Linked DNA regions of Homo sapiens: region 1 is linked to region 2. Evidence: read pairs that join two places in POLR2A ChIA-PET (ENCODE). Cell type or tissue: OCI-LY7. All regions are shown on one strand. Each heading gives the region's core, and the rest is flanking DNA. Links, peaks and the distances in the headings are about the cores only.

Evidence for each region. Peaks named below come from ENCODE experiments on the same cell type or tissue, not always from the same donor. Only the 100,000 strongest peaks of a DNase experiment are listed, where the experiment ranks them.
Region 1: POLR2A ChIA-PET joins it to region 2 with 13 read pairs; 2 of 35 experiments call an interaction of 5 or more read pairs at or near these places.

The regions. Positions count from the first base shown.
Region 1 is chr12:93,586,798-93,594,797 of GRCh38, reverse strand. It overlaps a transcript of SOCS2 not described here. Among named protein-coding and RNA genes, the nearest start is that of SOCS2, 18 kb to the right of the region's middle. RefSeq lists an enhancer at 3,118-3,677. In OCI-LY7, for the core only: no CTCF peak of the experiment used is centred there; DNase peaks (open chromatin) are centred at 747, 1,937 and 3,217; H3K4me3 peaks cover 2,362 bases; H3K27ac peaks cover 2,455 bases.
Region 2 is chr12:94,218,897-94,229,784 of GRCh38, reverse strand. PLXNC1 (plexin C1) reads right to left here. Exons shown (of 31, transcript NM_005761.3): 6 at 9,622-9,769; 7 at 5,470-5,557; 8 at 3,078-3,180; 9 at 2,550-2,636. Among named protein-coding and RNA genes, the nearest start is that of PLXNC1-AS1, 48 kb to the right of the region's middle. In OCI-LY7, for the core only: no CTCF peak of the experiment used is centred there; DNase peaks (open chromatin) are centred at 7,234 and 8,764.

The sequences.
Region 1 (8,000 bases), core at 1-8,000, 630 kb after region 2:
TTCATTTCTTTCCCTGAACTCCCAGTGTTCGAGAGCTGATATTCCCTGACAAACTCCCTTACATAACATTCTTTCTAGTAATGTGGGTCAAACATATATTTATATTATCAGCTGTCAGAACAGAGTTCTCTACAATAAATAAATTCTATACTAATTATCCAGGAAAAACAAGAATTATATCTAAAGAAACAAAGTGAAAATAATAAAAGGAACATGGAGATTTCTTGATTTGGAAAACAAAAATGGAAAAATCCTATCAAGGCCATTAGCAAATTGTTAATTAAATGACACATTTGAGAAAGAATATCTTCTAAAGTCTTAATGGACTCAAAAAATTAAAAGAGTTAGGCAATAGAAATTTAATAGTTAAGAAACATCTTCATTTCACTTTTTAAAAGCTTTTTTACAGAATATGTAAAGAGCTGTAAAAATGAAAGTACTATAATATTGAAGGTCAACTTGAGTCAAAATAAGAAAAGGAGCCTCAGAGTTCAGCTCAACTGTTCTATTGCAATTTTCTATTTTGACATTCTCTGCATTATCCTTAAATTTAAATACATTATTAACTTGAATTCATTGTCTTCTGAATTGGGATTATAAAAATGGATGTGTGTGAAGTGTTAAAAACAACCTGAACTGAGAAACCGATTTGTTCTTCCCTTTTTATTTCAAAAAACAATTTATTTTTGAATTTCTAAAGCAAATAATCATAATCCCCCAGGTGCTTCCTGTCAGTTGTGAACATTCTATTTGGGGACATCATGGAACTGCACATTTTGCCTCCCCTCTCTTCCTGCTGGCTTGTAATGTGTTATGGAAACACTGATTTGAAATTAAGAGTTTTGATTAAACAGGTTTTCTACGCTCTTGATTTATTTCCTTTATTTTAAGGCAGATGCCTCTGTATGGTAACAGTAGCTTACAAAGCCAAAGGGATTCAGACTTTAAATGGGAAATTTATTTTATTTTATTTTAGCGTGGTTCGGTTTGATTTTTGTTTGTTTGTTTTCCTTTTTGCTGACACCCAGATCTTATTCTGACTTGACTTGGCTTCATTTAAGATGAGTTTTCAGGATGAGTGGGCTTGGTCTTACTAGGGTTATTTTCCAGATAAGCAGGTAATTTGGGAAATAAAATACTTGTAAAAGTCCTGTAATTCCCAAAAAGTTGGCTATAATCTAAAAGGTAATTGGGATGCTACTATGATCATTTATAAACAATTTAATAGCAATGTGAACCACATGTTTTTTGAAACATATCTTGGTATCTGGCTTCATCTGTAATAGGTCTTACCTATACAAATCTAAATTAAAATTTGATTTTAATTTAATTCTAATATCTAATTTATTTCTGTTCCTTGTATATGTAAATCAAGGTCAAGTTGCTTCCAGTATCTCAGGCTGAGCCCTATTTGTTTGCTTTTCTTAAACCTCCTTCTCTAACCATAAAAGCTCTCTCTTCTGGAGCTTTAAAGAAGATGCTGTGTTTCTGAGTAGGCGGAGAGCTTTAGGCATTTGGGAGTCATAGCAGATCAGCTATCCCACTGGAGGCAGGATCTAGATATAGAGTCGGGTCAGCGTGATAATAATCTTAGGCAAAGCTAATTCCCTCTCCAGAACCACCTTCCAGTTGTAGGAAATCAGTTTCATTGTTCCTAGAACTGGCCACCCAATCTGGTGTCAGGAGTGGGTGCAGAGGATAACTGGTATGAAAAGAAACAAACACAAAAGGGGAGAGAGAAGGCAGGAAACCAGGATAAGGGGACAGAGAGTAGGGAACTGGAGAAACTTTTACTATAGTTGTGCTTAATCGATGTCCTTTGAACAGAACTAATTGAAGATGATATTATTACACATACCAAAAAAAAAAAAAAAAAAAAAGCTTTCTCAGTCCTACCCTAGGGTTTTTAAAGACAGCTGTCTATGAAGCCACAGTCAAGGCATAGAGCCATGTGCCTGTCCCATAGCTGTGAATGTCTCTGATCAAGGCTGGGACGAAGTTGTTGAGGCCTTTCCACTAGGTTTCTCAGACATCTTTTCTAGAATAGAGATTTAACTTCAAGGGCAATTAATTAGCAAATAAACAAGTTTATTCGATCTCAATGGAAAATATGCTGTTTAAAAATGAACAGTATTTTAAGGAAAACCCTCAGCTATGTGTACAACTTGAAAGACAGAATTTATTTCCATCTGAAATATGCATGGGAACAACCTTTTGGGAATGTGATTTGAAAGTAAATATCTATTAAAATGTTAAGTGCCATGTACCCTTGGGCCCCAAAGTTCCACTTCTAAGAATGTACTCAACATATATGTTCCCATAAGCACACAGCAACAATTAGCACACAGATTTGTACCGCACCGTTGTTTGTAATAGCACGAAACTGGGAACAACCTGTATATCCACTAGCAGGAGACTGATTCAATCAGTAATGGTACATTCATATCATGGAATATTGTGCAGCTGTTGAAAAGAATGAGGCAAAGCCTTATGTTGCCATGAAGATATAAATAGATATATAGAGAGAAAGGTAGACATAGAGAGTCCAAATATTAAATTTTAAAAGCAAATTGCAGAGCAGAAAGTATAGTACAATAATATTTGTGTGTGCTTTAAAACATGATTTAAATAGAGGCTTCGACTGCATTAAAAAAATTCTGGAACAATAAAAAGGAAACTTTTAATAATAGTTACCTCTGGGGAGTGGGACGGGAGTTGGACAATTTTTTCATTTTGTGCACTTCTGAACTGACTAAATTTTGAACCATGAGCATGTTATCACTTTTAGAATAATTGAAAAACTAGCTCCTAAGAAGAGGTTGTATTTACCCTGCATTAACAAAAACAAAAGGGATGCTCTTATCTGGGACAATCTATAGAAGCCACATCCCTGGCCACATTCTCATATACGGTCTAGTGAGACCCTTAAGACTACGTGAAAAGATTAAAATAACCCATGAGATATGCGGCAAAAACATTGCACCCAGCCGTCTGCTCTCAATACCACACTCATCTGGTGCGCTTCCAAAGTGAAACGCCTTGACGTTGGTCAGCCTGTGACCGGCTCCTTGCTGCCGACGCTGGGTTACATAAGGTCCTGGGAGACCCGAGCGGCGCCCCGGACGCGTCTGGGAGGAGCCGCCACGCCACAGCTCCGTGGGGCTCCGCACTCTACCCTGGCCACAGACAAAAAGAACTTCTGCTGCATCACCCCGTGGCGCCAGGATCACTTCCCTCTTGAGAGACAGTGTGTGCACATCGTAGACGCTAGAGCCAGCCCCTGCAGGAACTCCGTTTGAAAATTCTTCAAGGAGAAATAACCGAAACTCTGAGATTCCTCTTGCCGCAGACAGACAGACAGACAGCCACACACGAACGCACACACGCTTTCTCCTCGCTCCCATCTTGTTCATTCTCCCTTAACTAGTTCCTAGAAATATCTAGCCGGGCTAATTCATTTCCGTTCCTTGTATATGTAAATCAAGGTCAAGTCGCTTCCAGTATCTCGGGCTGAGCCTTGTTTTTTTTTTTTTGTTTGTTCGTTTGTTTTTTTTTTAAAAAACACCTCCCTTTCTAACCATAAAAGCTCTCTCTTCTGGCGCTTCATTAGCCTAGTGATTAAATGTCAAGTCTCCCGAACAAGCTGGATTTGAAGGTCTGTAACGTAACTACTTCTTCCAAATCGAAAATGTTTACTCTCCTAAAATTTATATTTCAATAAAGCGTTAAAAAAAATTAGTCATTTTGTTCCAAGAGTGTTCGGAGGCTAAACTGCACTGCCAACAAGTAAAAACTTGTTATCCAGACCATTAGTGTTAAGGGAAAAGCCAGTAAGTTTAAAGAAAAAGTAACTCATCATATTACCAGGTAATCACTCTCATTTCTTCACTAACAATACCTAATTTGCTCTTCAAATAATTATAATATAAATGAAGAAAAGGATTGTACTTTTCATGTGTACACTGGGAAGCTAACTTTTTTTTTTTTTTTTTTTTTTTTTTTTTTTTTTTTTTTGAGGCGGAGTCTTGCTCTGTCGCCCAGGCTGGAGTGCAGTGGCGCCATCTCGGCTCTGCCTGCTGGGTTCAAGCGATTCTTTCTGCCTCAGCCTCCGGAGTAGCTGGGATTACAGGCACGTGCCACCACGCCCAGCTAATTTTTGTATTTTTAGTAGAGACAGGTTTCACCATGTTGGCCAGGATGGTCTCGATCTCCTGACCTCGTGATCCGCCCACTTCGGCCTCCCAAAGTGCTGGGATTACAGGCCTGAGCCACCACGCCCATACGGGAAGCTAACTTTTAATAGTTCGTTTCTCCTAAACTCTGCTCTCCTCTCCAAAAAAACTGTTCTTGTTAGAACAGTAAACAGCAATCAGACTCAAATTAATCCCAGAGTAGTCTCTCTGGTTACCAGATTGAGAAATGTTATTGGAAAATAAAAGGGAAAAAGTGCCTTTTTCTAAAATCTTGGGTGCTAGTCTTGCGTCGGTAGCTAAAACTGTATTTTACTGTATCAGTAATGCTTAAAAGTCCAAATACAGTACTTGCTTATTCTTTTTTTTTTTTGAGACTGAGTCTCGCTCTGTCACCCAGTCTGGAGTGCAGTGGCGCGATCTCAGCTTACTACAACCTCCACCTACCGGGTTCAAGCCTCCTGAGTAGCTGAGATTATAGGCGCGCACCACCACACCAGGCCAATTTTTGTATTTTTGGTAGAGATGGAGTTTCATCGTGTTGGTCAGGCTGGTCTCGAACTCCTGACCTCATGATCCGCTCACCTTGGCCTCCCAAAGTGCTGGGATTACAGGCGTGAGCCACCACACCCGGCCTGGAAGGTCCATCTCAACAATCCAGTACTTTGTCAACCATCTCAGCTTTGCCACTAATGGAAGTGCTGTTAACAGCCCTCAAAACTGAAGTTCCTTTATTTCTTCTGCCACTTGAGAAAAAGTTTTGCCACAAAGTTCTAATAACACTAAGTCCCTACAAATCAACTTGGAAACGTCTACATGTGTTTCTCCTGGAAAAAGTGCCAGACATCAGTTTTATCTGGCAATCATCAAAATACATCAGACTGCAAATCTATATGTTCCTGGACCTCATAAGAAGCACAGTGAGGAATTTCAGCAAGCGAACCAAAGTACTAAGCTACACTGCAACATCTGCAGTCTACAACATGGGCAACAATACTGACATCAACCACTGCTGCCAAGAACATGCAACAGCAAACAAAACAAAACAAAAACAAACAAAAAAAGGGAATGGGGACATTTCAAATCCATATTCTCAATTTCTGGCTTAAGATTACAGCATTATTTAACCCACCATCACTAAACTCACTTTAATAAAAACAATCAGGAAGCCCAAGCATATGGATTTTTTTATTTGCACATTTTGTATTATTTTATGAGAAGACAAATGATAGAACCCATGGGAATTTAAAAAAAAAATTCCCAGAATGTCAAGGTTGGTATAATTTCTGTAACTAGAATATGGTGTACATGGTGACCTCAAAACAGGAAATGCCTTTGAAATCTATCAGTCATGTATTCAACATCAACTGTGAAAAATATATGATGGGGTCGCAGACTGCAAGGCACTGCCTGCCCAGAATCTGCAGTCTAGCTGGAGAAGATAACACTAAAAGAGTTGAGAAAGGTGTAGGACTGGCAGGCACAGAGGAGGGAAGCAAAGGATGGATGTTTTCCGTGTTTTAAACCATGCTGTACGGTAAATAATGATAGCACTGGGAAGAAAGGAACACATGTGGCAAGCATAAGCATTCTGCTCCAGCCAGAAAACTGCTGGAGGAAATGGGGTCTATGCGTACCCCTACCCCTGCTTTATGTCCCTGATCTATCAACAAATTCACTCTGTCAGGCCAGGCGCGGTGGCTCACGCCTGTAATCCCAGCACTTTGGGAGGCCGAGGCGGGTGGATCACCTGAGGTCAGGAGTTCAAGACCAGCCTGGCCAACATGGCAAAACCCCTTCTCCACTAAAAATAAAAAAAAAAAATTAGCTAGGCTTGGTGGTGCATGCCTGTAGTCCCAGATACTTGGAAGGCTGAGACAGGAGAATTGCTTGAACCTGGGAGGTGGAGATTGCAGTGAGCCAAGAACATGCCATTGCAGTCTAGTCTCTGGGCAACAGAGCGAGACTCTGGCTCAAAAAAAAAAAAAAAAATTCACTGTCTCCAGAATTTCTCACAAATTCTTCCAACTCCTCTTCCTCCTTCTCCCCATCGCTGCCTTAGGCTACACTGACCTCCTCAACGATCACGTTCCTTTGGTGATGTGAGTTTTGACTCACATCCTCTGGTGTGTTGAGTTTTGACTTTTTTTATGGACCCCTTCTCAGAATACTGTGCTTAAATCATAAAATAAAAACAAAAGATACATTATATTAAAATGTAAATATCAAATTATTTTTTATATTTGTCACACAGTTATATATGTTCTTTATTAATTCATTAAGTAACAATTTATGGCAGTGAGTCTAATATCTATAATAATTTCAGTTTAGTGATAAGTGTAAAAGATATTTTGAAATACCTACAACAACTGTAATATGCTATCAGAGCATTTCTACTGGTGATAAACTCACATCTTCTGTTAATTCTACTGTGATCCGTTGCCTAGATTCTTATTTGAAGGAAATGCTAAATTTCAGTTTAGAGGATAGTGAAAATGACAGTATAACGCTTTTTTCCAATCCAAGTTCACAGATCCCAGACATCTTATCCATGGGTCCCTTGCAAGTCTAGGGATAAAGTTCAGAAGCCCTGATCTCAGGTCACGTCCCTCCAGAGCAGCCTCCATATTGCCACCAAATCTGATGCGGTCACTCTGTTGTTCAAAAGCCTTCGATAGCTCCTTCACTTCCCACATAAAATACAAACTCTTTTGAGAGGCAGGCAAAGCCCTGAGTGCTCAGTTCCCTGCCCACCAACTTAGGGTTATCTCCTAGTTGGTTTCCTCTTTTGCATTTGAAGCTCCACCCACAGTGGTAGAACTTATGGGAACAAACTGTGTTCTCTCACACCTTCGTGTGGTCTGCTCTACTTGGAACTGCCTTGCCTGGCTCTTTGGCCTAGCCAAACTTTTTTTTTTTTTTTTTTTTAGACAGAGTCTCGCTCTGTCACCCAGGCTGCAGTGCAGTGGCACAATCTCAGCTCACTGCAACCTCTGCCTCCCAGGTTCAAGCGATTCTCCTGCCTCAGCCTCCCAAGTAGCTGGGACTACAGGCGCGTGCCACCACGCCCGGCTACTTTTTTGTATTTTTAGTAGAGACGGGGTTTCACTGTGTTAGCCAGGATGGTCTCGATCTCCTGACCTCGTGATCTGCCCACCTCTGCCTCCCAAAGTGCTAGGATTACAGGCGTGAGCCACTGCGCCCAGCCACCAACTGATTTTTTAAGTCTCAGATGAAAAGCTGCCTCCTTTCTGATTTCTTTCTTGACTCCTTCAAACAGATCCAGATAGGTCTTCTCTGCTCAGCTGCTCTTTGCAGAGACCTCCGTTGCAGCCATTATCTTATTGTACCATGTATCATGGCATGCTGGCTTGTGTGTTTCTCTGCTATACAGAATCTCCTTGAGGTCGGGGACTATGTTTTTTGTTTTTGTTTTTTCTTTAAGACAGTCTCACTCTGTCACCCAGGCAGGAGTGCAGTGGTGCCATCTCAGCACACTGCAACCTCTGCCTCCCGGGTTCAAGTGATTCTCGTGCCTCAGCCTCCAGAGTAGCTGAGACTACAGGCACACGCCATCACACCTGGCGAATTTTTGTAATTTTAGTAGAAACAGGGTTTTGCCATGTTGGCCAGGCTGGTCTTGAACTCCTGGCCTCAAGTGATCCACCCGTGTCGGCCTCCCAAAGTGCTGGGATTACAGGTGTGAGCCACTGTGCCCGGCCAGGGACTGTGTTTTTTAACATTCCTCAGAACCTTGCTTCATGACTACAACAAGTAGATGCTCAGTAAATATTTATTGAATGAGTGAGT
Region 2 (10,888 bases), core at 1,451-9,450:
ACAGTGCGTTACTGCCATAAAGACAGGCATAGACCAATAGAATAGAAAAGAACACCCAGAAATACACTCTCACAAATATGGTGAAATGATTTTCAACGAGGGTGCCAAGACCATTCAATGGGGGAAAGGACATTTTTTTCAACAAATGATGTTGGGAAAACTGGATATCCACATGCAAAAGAATGAAGTTAGACCCATTTCTTATGCCATATATAAAAATGAACTGAGAATGAATCAGAGGCCAAAATATAAGTGCTACAGACCTTTACAAATAAATGCAGAAAGAAAGTTTCATGACATTGAATTTGGCAATGATTTATTGGATCTGACACCAAAAGCATGGGCAATAAAAGAAAAAATAAATGAACTGGACTTCATCAAAATTAAAAACTCTGTGTATTACAGGACACAGTCAACGGAATGAAAAGGAAACCTATGGAATGGTAGAAAATATTTGCAAATGATATATCTGATAGGGGGTTGATACCCAGAATACATAAAGAACTCCTACAACTCAACAACAACAAAAATAACCCAATTTTAAAAATGGGCAAAGGACTTGATTAGACATTTCTCCAGAGAAGATATACAAATGGCCAGCAAGCATACACAAAGATGCTCAACATCATTAATCATCAAGGAAATGCAAATCAAAACCACAATGAGATACCACCTGACCCATATTAGGATGGCTACTATCAAACAAAATCGAAAATAACAAGTATTGGTGAGGATGGGGTGAAACTGGAACCCTTGTGCACTGTTGGTGGGAATGCAAAATGGTATCGTTGCTATGGAAAACGGTACAATGGTTCTTCAAAAAACCAAAAAGAGAATTACAATACAATCCAGTAATTCTGCTTCTGGGCATATACCGAAAAGAACTGAGAGCAGGGTCTCGAAGAAATAGCAGCACACCCACGTTCCTAGTAGCATTATTCATCATAGCTAAAATGTGGAAGCGACCCAAGCGTTAATCCATGGATGAATGGATAAACAAAATATGGTATATACATACACTGGAATATTAGTCAACCTTAGAAAAGAAGGGAATTCTGACCCATGCGACCACACAGATGAACCTTGAGGACATCATGCTAAGTGAAAGACGCCAGCACAAATAGACAAATTCAATTACATGAGGTACCTAGAGTAGTCAAATTCATAGAGACAAAAAATTAGAATGGCGGTTTCCAAGGGCTGGGGGGAAGGAGAGATGAAGAGTTATTATTTAACGAGCATAGAGTTTCAGTTTTGCAAGATGAAAAGAGTTCTGGAGATAGGTTGTGCAATGATGTGAATGTACTTACCTCAACTAACTGTACACTTAAAAGCAATAAAAATGGTAAATTTTGTTTGTGTATTTTATCAAAACGAAAAAACAAACAAACAAACCCTGGAACAACAACAAAGTTTAATTAAAAAGAAAAAGCCACAAAGCCACTGTCTTCCTGATCCAAGTCCTTGTCGCTGTGTCTTAGTTTTCCAAACCAATGGGATGAGAAAAGGAGCCCATTACTTAACAAGACCTCAGAGACTGCTAAAGTCTGGAGATACCTGAGCATCAAGCTTTTCTAATGCCTTTAATTAACTTCATATCCATTTGATTCATATTCCCTCTGCCTGGTTGTTAATTCACCTGAAGTTACTATAAACTTTTCAGTAATGATTCAAAATATGCTACTTATTTACCTTTGCACTTGACCTTAGGTAAGCAGCAAGTGGAGAAGTCAAAACCACAGATTAGAGAAATGGAAAATGGAGCCCTTTTCTCCCCAGAGCTGTCATTTTTAATTTGTCTATTTCTGCTAGACTCCAAGGTTAGCGAGGGCAGGACTTATCCTCTTTTTGTGTTTTACCACATATAGATGCTCAATGAACTTTTGTTGACTGAGTGAAGTTGTAAGCACAGCCACATGTGTTCCGCCCAGAAATGTTTACGTTGACATGTCCCCTCTTTTCAAACATGACTGACGTGGGGGCTTATGTAATTTACTATGAAGAAAATAACGGGCATTTCCAAGGAAAGTTCATGGATTAATAACTGCTTGTGAGAAGGCGAGAGAAATACACATTCTATAACAATTCTGGTTTAGCAGTGTTCACTACTGGTTAGACGTCCCTACAAAGTTGAAAAAAAACAACGGAATCGAGGTTAGTTTGCACACTTTGCACAGACCCCCATCCACACACATAACCCCCAGAAACGCAATTATATAAAGTGCAAGTTGAAATCCCTCAGATGGAATGCTAAACTTCCTTCCAGCTCTTCACCAGTGAGCCGCAAAGTCACCTTTACAATTTTATTTCGACCAGAGCAACATCATTTTTCATAATTACAGAGTTTTAATTTATTTTATGTGAGTGTCCAGCCATTGATGTATTGCGCTAATTAAGTGAAACTTGGTTAAAAAACCAAAGACACAAAAGGGAATTTTGGTAGAAAGTAAAATAGAGAATTTTTTTAAGGAACCCAAAGTAGTATGAGTTGTGGTCATGGTCATTCAAAGACAGGTTTTCCCCTCAACCACACAAAAATAGGGTCTGACCTGTAAAGCCTGGTTGGTTCTGTTCCCCTTGTTCTCCTTGGGTCTTCCTCCTCCTGATGTCTTCTCGACAGCCACTGGACACTGTTCCTGGAATGGAGAACATCCCTTCAACATCCAGATGGGTGGTAAATTCAAAGTGTGCAACAAACATAAAAGAGAAGGTAGGACCAGGCAGTCACAAACATTTATTTTTGGTTAAACCTTTTTTTTTTGAGACGGAGTCTCACTCTGTCACCCAGGCTGGGAGTGCAGTGGCGCGATCTCGGCTCACTGCAACCTCCGCCTCCCGGGTTCAAGTGATTCTCCTGCCTCAGCCTCCCGAGTAGCTGGGATTACAGGCATGCGCCACCACACCCCACTAACTTTGTATTTTTAGTAGAGGCAGGGTTTTGCCATGTTGGTCAGGCTGGTCTCGAACTCCTGACCTCAATTGATCCACCCGCCTCGACCTCCCAAAATGCTGGGATTGCAGGCGTGAGCCACCATGCCCGGCGGTTAAGACTTACAATACCAAAAATGTCACTTTACCTGGTTTCTCTCATAATCAGAAGGGTCGCAAGCTGTGAAGGGGTGGATACACCTTCTTGCACTTTTACACCACGCGCAGCCAGTTTCTACGCATGCTGGGCATCTAGCAACACAGAAAACTGACTTAATTCCTGCGTTTTAGGACAATGTTCACATCCTAGAATTTCCCTCTGTGATGTGGCATGCAAGCATTTAAAAGAAGGCAAAAAAAAAAAAAAATCCCTGGACAGACATTCCTGTGAGGCTTTGTGCCCTGCTCTTGGAAGCCCTCAGGTTGATGGGCCGGAATGGCACCTGCAGGGGTGTTGCCATGGAAACCTGAAGCTGGGTCACCTGCTGGTCTGTAGATAATAGGAACCCAATGAATCTGTTTCTGAATCCAGTTCTGCTATTTGTCTACCCTCAGGTAAGTCCCTCTGGAGATGGATCTCTCTCTCTCCCCGCCTCTACCCACTCTGCCTTCCAAAATCAGGAAGCCCTCACTCACTCCAGCAGTCACACTGCCAACTGCCTGGAAGATGTGAGACAGAAAGTGTTAGCTGGCAAGCAGAGGCAACGAGGTGCCTGTGTTTGCTTTATAATCAAATTAAGGAAGAATTGTGTTTCTACTAATCAAATCACCTATCATGATTGGGTAAACTGTGGAGGACTTGAAAAGCACTTATGAGAAGGAATGTTAAAAAGGGAAATCAGGGTTGATCTGGAAACAGGGCCAAGGGAGGCCAGAGGAAGCCTTAGCTCTAGCAAGGGGTGCTAGCACAGGGCCGGGGGACCCAGTTTGTTTTATACCTTCTCCAAGAAATGAGGAAACATTCTGAGATTCTGATCTACAGAAACTGCAGTTTCCGTGGAAGGAGAGGACACACTGGCTTTTGCGTGGATCCGGCCACCTAAGTGAGCTAGACACGGGTTTGTGATTTGCTCGCTTCTTCTACCCCCAGGGTGTGATTACTGTACTAAGTGCTTTCCTAACAGGAAGCAGTTACCTATGGAAAGGGCGCTCACCCTCCCTGGGGGACCTAGGTCTGAGGTCTGGTTCTTAATTACCAAGTTGTGGGACCTGGGGCTAGTCGGTTCCTTTCATCTGGCCTTAAAGTGGGCATCGGGGGAGCTACGTTCTTTCAACTGTCTTTGAGCTATATAATTCTATTTAATTCACACCCTTTTTTCCTATTTTCATGAACTTCTGAGGCTTTCTGTAGCAATTTTTGTATTTTTTTCTCCTTAAATCCATTCTGTTTCTTAGCAATAATTGAACTGGGCCTTGTGTCATCTTTTTCAAAGTGCCTCAGTGGAAGAGATGAGGCCCAGGGGCTCCTGTTCTAATCATTCAAGAGCAGCCTCCTAGCTCAGCTTCAAGTTCAAATTCATTTTCCCCATAGAAACCATGGTTCCCAGGCCAGGACAAAAGAAACTCCCATTTGGTGCTCACATAACTGGTCAATCAAACTATGCAGTGATCTACAGCACTGCTACTCATGCAGCCTCCCAAGGTGCCCTGCAGGCCTCCATCCCAACTTCCAATTGGCAAGTCAGGCATCTGAGAAACATATTTCCTCTGTCCTCTTGCTGCTTTAGAAGCAAGGAGTGAGGTTTGGCACTAACTCAGGGGCCTATGTAGCTCAAAGAGGCCAAAGATGGTGAAAAGGGGGGCAGCAGGAACATGTTCTTTTGGTGAAAGGGACTTCACCTTGTCCTTCTCAAGTAAGACTTTTTACCCCTACACTCAAGGCTTCTCGTTCCGCCCAAATTCCCGAAGCCATTCCAATCAGAAGAGAACCTAGCAGCGCTCCTTCTTTTTGTTGAGACAATCTCACTCTGTCACTCAGACTGGAATGCGGGGCGCCATCCCGGCTCACTGCAACCTCCATCTCCTAGGCTCAGGTGATCCTCCCACCTCAGCCTCCCAAGTAGCTGGGACTACAGGCACATACCACCATGCTTGGCTAACTTTTGTGTTTTTTTGTAGCGATGGCGTCTCACTATATTGCCCAGGCTGGTCTCAAACTCTCCTGGGCTCAAGCGATCTGCCCACCTCAGCCTCCTAAAGTGCTGGGATTCCAGATGTGAGCCACCACACCTGGCTTGTCCCTTCTTCTTTACTTACTTCAAGGCTGCCTCTCGGTCCTGGGAAGACATATTTCCCTGTGGGTATGAACACTTAAGCACAGGGGATTTCTCTCCCTCGCAGCGCCAGCTTACTAGTCAGGGCTAGAATGTGCGAGCGGAGCTTATTAGCTCGGTGGCTCTCCTATCTCCCATTACACCATGCTTCAAAAGGCATTTTGGAAAGTTCTGTCTCACAAAAGAGTTCTTTAGGAAATCGAGGAGTCAAACAAATAAGTAAATTAAGATCAACGAGAGAATATTCAAATTTCAAATAAAATCTTACTCTTTTAATGATGAGCAGTTGGTAAAGTTGAATCTGTCTGATAAATTCCAAGAACCGAAGGAGAACATCACGTTGACAACTGAAACATCTGGAGGGAAGGGGGGAAAATGTCATTTACGGTGGAGTCCTGCTATAGTCAAGCATAGCTGTAAATGCAAAAAAAGATAAATATTTTTGCTTCCTCTGCATAGTGGGCAGGAGCGTGCCAGCTGTTTGCTAACATTTCAATCAGTATGTGGTTCCTTCCCCATAGGCCATTCGCATCAGGCAGCCGAAGTGCACAGCTCAAGCCTCCAAACAGACTGAACCCACCTCGAGTTCCAAGCCTCCCATGAATAATCACTAGGAAGAAGCCATTTTACAGCTCATTTACATCTCATACTCTCCTAGGGATCACTATCTCAGCTTTTAATTGGCCAAGGCATAAGAACAAAACAAGTCACCGAGCAAGAAGTGCCTAGAACATGAAAACCGGAGCATTAGAAATCCTGCACCTTCAGAAAAATCCACGCTGCAAATATTTACCTAACATACTCTAAAGTGTAGTTTCCATGGGCTGGGTTCCACGATCTTCTTGGGGTCAACTGTCACCAAATCTGTGATAAAGGTTTTCTTATTTGCCTTTGAAAACCTACTCATTGGTTAGAAAACCCCAAAAGAACAAAATAACAAGGATTTCAAAACTACTAAATCAGCATTAGAGAAATGTAGTATTTCCTGTATCTCTTTAAACATATATGCTCTATCCAAGGTAGTGATTCCCAAACCCAGTTCTCTATCAGAATCACCTGAGAAATTTACAAAGCTATAGATCCCAGGGCCATGCCCCTAAATATTCTGATTTAGCAAGCCTGGGGTGGACCCAGGAACCTGTGGTTGCATTGCTCCCCATGGAACAATTGTATAGAGCCCAGGTTTGGGGCCACAACACAGAATAGCACCTTTCAAATCCCCTTCTGTCCACGGACCAGTGCTAATAACAAGGTATTAATATCTTTTTCCTTTGGTGAATTAATAGGAATAGGAGGTGGTACTATTTATTTGTTTGTTTATTTATTTATTTTAGTTGAGACGGGGTTTCACCATGTTGGCTAGGCTGGTCTTGAACTCCTGACCTCAAGTGATCTGCCCGCCTCAGCCTCCCAAAGTGCTGGGATTACAGGCGTGTGCCACCATGCCTGGCCGAGAGGGTGCTTTTTAAATCTAAGTCTTGACAAAATAAGAAGCTGGCTTGACTCCGTTGGCAACCCTAATTTTCTCATTGAAATTTTATTAGTGTGTGGTTCCCAAAGTCTAAAAACCCTTACTTTAAGGTCCTTCTCCACAGCAATAACACTCCCTCTGAAAGTCAGAATTCCACATAAAATTCGGTTCACGTACAGAGGGTGTGTGTGAAATGATCATCTTCTGTTCTCAAGACAAAGAGGCTTGGAGGGCTGGCATGACCTCTCTGCAAAAGCCTCTGAACAGACACTTGATACATGTGAGTAGAATGAACACAGGGACAGTCAGCTCAGAGGGACTCCCAGTGAAAATACACTCCAGTGGAATCTATAAGTGTCCGGTGATGAAGACTGCAAAAGTCATACTTTTTTTCAAGCACCAAATAGGCACAAAACTCTATTTGGAAATATCACAAGGAAATGAATATTCATGATTTCTTCTAGGAAAGCATTTACAGTTATTCTGGAAGAGGTAAAATAATTTAGGTGATGACAGCACAGTCAAGGAAACAACCATATGAGTGGTTTCAGTTCCCTCTGGTAACCTGGGTGCCAAGATAGGGGTGTGCATGGAGGACCAAAGGGGTGTTAGAATGGCTGAGAAAGTCAGAGCAGAATCTGGCAAGGGCATGTGGAAGAGGTGACTTTTCTCCAATGTTTCAAAGCAGAAAGGGAGACAGGATTTTGTGAAAGGGGGAAGCCATTCTAGGTTTAAAGAAGGCCATGGATAAAGGCTTGGCAATGGTCACCGGCTGGCTGAGTACAAGAGGCTGGGAAGCAAATTTGTTTGCCCGTTCAGAATATGTAAGATATTCAGAAAACGGCAGGTGAAGGGTTGGGTGCAACGGATGGAGGCGCTAAAAGCAACCAACTAGCTTTACAAGGTGATCTCAAATACTTTAGAGGCATATTTTATAGGTGAGCAAGGTCTGCGTTTTAATGAACAAAATTAACCAGAAATGCATCACAAAGGCTGCACAGTGTGGACAAAGTAAAGTGGAAAATTGAGGTGATTTTCCAAGCAATCAGACCCAAACAGCCACCACCCAGTGGCTGAGAGCATTTTTAAGCTCACTTCTCTGGCCTGGTGCATTAAATTGCCTTTTGAAGGATTTAGGATCAATTGGGTGCTATGGTCAGAATATTTATGTCTCCCCTAAATTCATAAGTTGGAATCTAATACCCAATGTGATAGTATTAAGCCACGGGGCCTTTGTGAAGTGATTAAATCATGAGGGCTGCACCCTCATGAATGTGATTAGTGTCCTTATAGAAGAGGCTTAAGAGAGCTCCCCTGCCCCTTCTGTATGTGAGAATACAGCAACAAGGCACCATCTGCGAAGTCAGAGGCCAAGCCATTACCAGACACTGAATCTGCTGGAGCCTTGACCTTGGACTCCCCAGTCACCAGGGCTGTAAGCAATACATTTCTATTGTTTATAAATTATCCAGTCTAAGGTATTTTGTTATAGCAGCCAGAATGGACTAAGATATTGGGTAACTCCAGCTCTCACCATAAAACCCACTCAGCTCCATTAATGATCATCACTCAGTCCTGGAGACCTACTCCATGAACTCAACTCTACTTCTAGTCTTTCTCATTCGAAGAGACTCAGGAGTCCTCAGTCTGCCCACCGTACCTACTGACCATCTATTGAATCCACTTCTCTCCATCCCCCTTGGCTTCTCCTCCAGCTCTCACTTTCCCTCTCACCTGGACCCTCCAGTAGCTTTCCGCTTTCACTTTCTCTCTCACTTGGACCCCTCCAAGTGATCTGTTGGAACTCAGTCTTTCAGTCTTTCCCTTCTTTGGTCCATTCTCCACCTTCAAGCCATTCATTCATTCAAGAAACATTTATTGATTGTGAATGCCTACGTTGTGCCAGATACTGTTCTAAGCACAGCAGTGAAGATGTCTTCTCCAAGTCCCTGCCTCCATGGGGCTTACATTCCAGCAGGAAAGACAGACAATGCACAATGGAACCTTTCTGTAATAAAAATCTGATTGTGCTGCCAGCCTCCGGCTTAAACCTTTCAGTGTTTCATCACAGCTCGCAGGATTCACGGTTCACAAGGCCCTTCATGGTCCCCTGGCTGCCTCCTTTGGTATCTATCTTCCCTCCGTCTCCCCTTTCCACCTTCCCCTACCCCATGTGCCTTGGCCATGTAGAAGCTCTTCTGGTTCTTCAAATAAAGCTTTTTGTCTCCTGGCCATCATGCAGGTTGGTCTCTGTCTGAAATACCCATCCCCATCGTCTTTGTCTGGCTCAACTCTACCCTCACCTTGTCTGGACATCACTTCCTCCAGGAAGCTTTCCTTACCCCTTCCCCCTCCACCATGTCTGGTAAGGTACATTTTTCATGTGCTTCTCATGGTACTCTATGTTCCCTGTATTTACACACTGCATTGTAATGAGCTACTTACTTCTCTCTATCCCAGTGTACAGTCTTTTTTTTAGGGGCAAGGGGGAGTCACTGTATCCCTAGTACCTAGCATAGTGCCTCACATATAGTAGATGTTCAGTAAATACTTCCTGGATGGATGTATGAATGCAATGAACTCAAACTGATGGAACATTGGTTGTTAAAATTTCTCATCTCACCCAGGGCATTTCTTGCTTTTCAGATCTCTGAATTATCTAAACCATTTGGGTAGTCGGCCCAGTGCTATCTGGCTTTTCTGCACTCTCCTATCCAACTTGCCCTTCTCTTGTCATTGTCCAGGCATATCTGATAGTGGGGTCTTGGAGTAAATGAATGAGGTAAACCAGAGGTGAGGAGGACCCAGAGCAAAAGTGGGAACCAGGGGGTAGTGAGGGAGTGAGTCTACAGAGGGGGAACTATTCATATTCCTTGGGCAAACTAAACTCAGGAGGTTCCCTTGTTTTTTTGATTTTATAACAAAAATAACCCAGAAGAATCCACATACCTTTGTAGGTTGCTCTGGTTGGGATGCTACAGGTGCAGGTCCGGTTGGGCTGACTTTTATTCTGGCAGAGCTCCCTGCTAGAGTCCACATTCTTCACCATGCACTTTGAGTGTCTTGGAGAGAAGCTTCCCACCATAGTCACTGTAGTCTGTGCGGGGAAGATATGGGGAAAAAATGATGATTTTTGCCTCATTTCCATCCATCATAGAGCCTCATATGATCTCACCCTTTGACCTGCCACAGGAGGGAGAATTTCTCAGAAGAGCTGATGTAAAGAATAGATGTTTCTGGGTGACAGAGCAAGACACTGCCTCCATAAATAAATAAATAAATAAATAAATAAATAAATAAATAAATAAAAATATAAAAGAATAGATGTTTTGTTGGCTATTTGGTTTGCTCTTCTGTAAAGAGCATATTCTTATTCTTTGACCATTTTTCTGCTTTGTGTGTATATTTTTCTTATCAATTTTCAAGAGCTCTCTGTATGGTGTAGATATTAATCTTTATCTGTCATATTTCTGACACATATTTTTCTCCTAATCTATTGTTTGTCTTGTAACTTTTGCTTGTGGCATCTTTTACCCTTACACAATGTGCTTTTGAGTAATCAAATACAGGGTTTCTTGTCTCGGCTATAAAGTGCTTCCCAAACTCTAGCTTATGGACAAATATAAAATTGTTCCAACATCTTTATTGCTTTATTTTTTAAGCTTATATCTTTAATCCATCTGGAATTTATTTTTATATACAGTGTGAGATAAGGGTCCAACTTTATCCAGATGGTTAATCAATTATGTCACAGCCATTTATTAAACAAAAACAAACCTCCTTTTCCCACTGAACTGAAATATCATTTTGTCCTATATTAAATTTCCATTTATCTGGAATCTATTTCTGAACTCTGCTCTGCTCTAATAATCTATTGATCTACTTCTATTCCAATGCCATTAAGTTTTTACTCCTGTAATTTTAAATATATTTAGCATCTGATAAGGCAAATCTCTCCTGCTTTATCTCTATTTTCATAATTTTCTTACCATTTCCTGAGCATTATTCATCTATATTCATTTTATCCAAAGGGGTTGAGGGGACTGAGTCTAAATGAAATTGTATTAAATATATGCCTTAATGTTAGAAAAATTTCTGTCTTTATGATATTAATTATTCCCATCCAAACACATGACTTTTTTCATCTGTTTCTCTTTGATCTGGGGTTCATTTAAGACAGCGTGCCTTGATGATCCTAGGTGTGAAGATACATTTG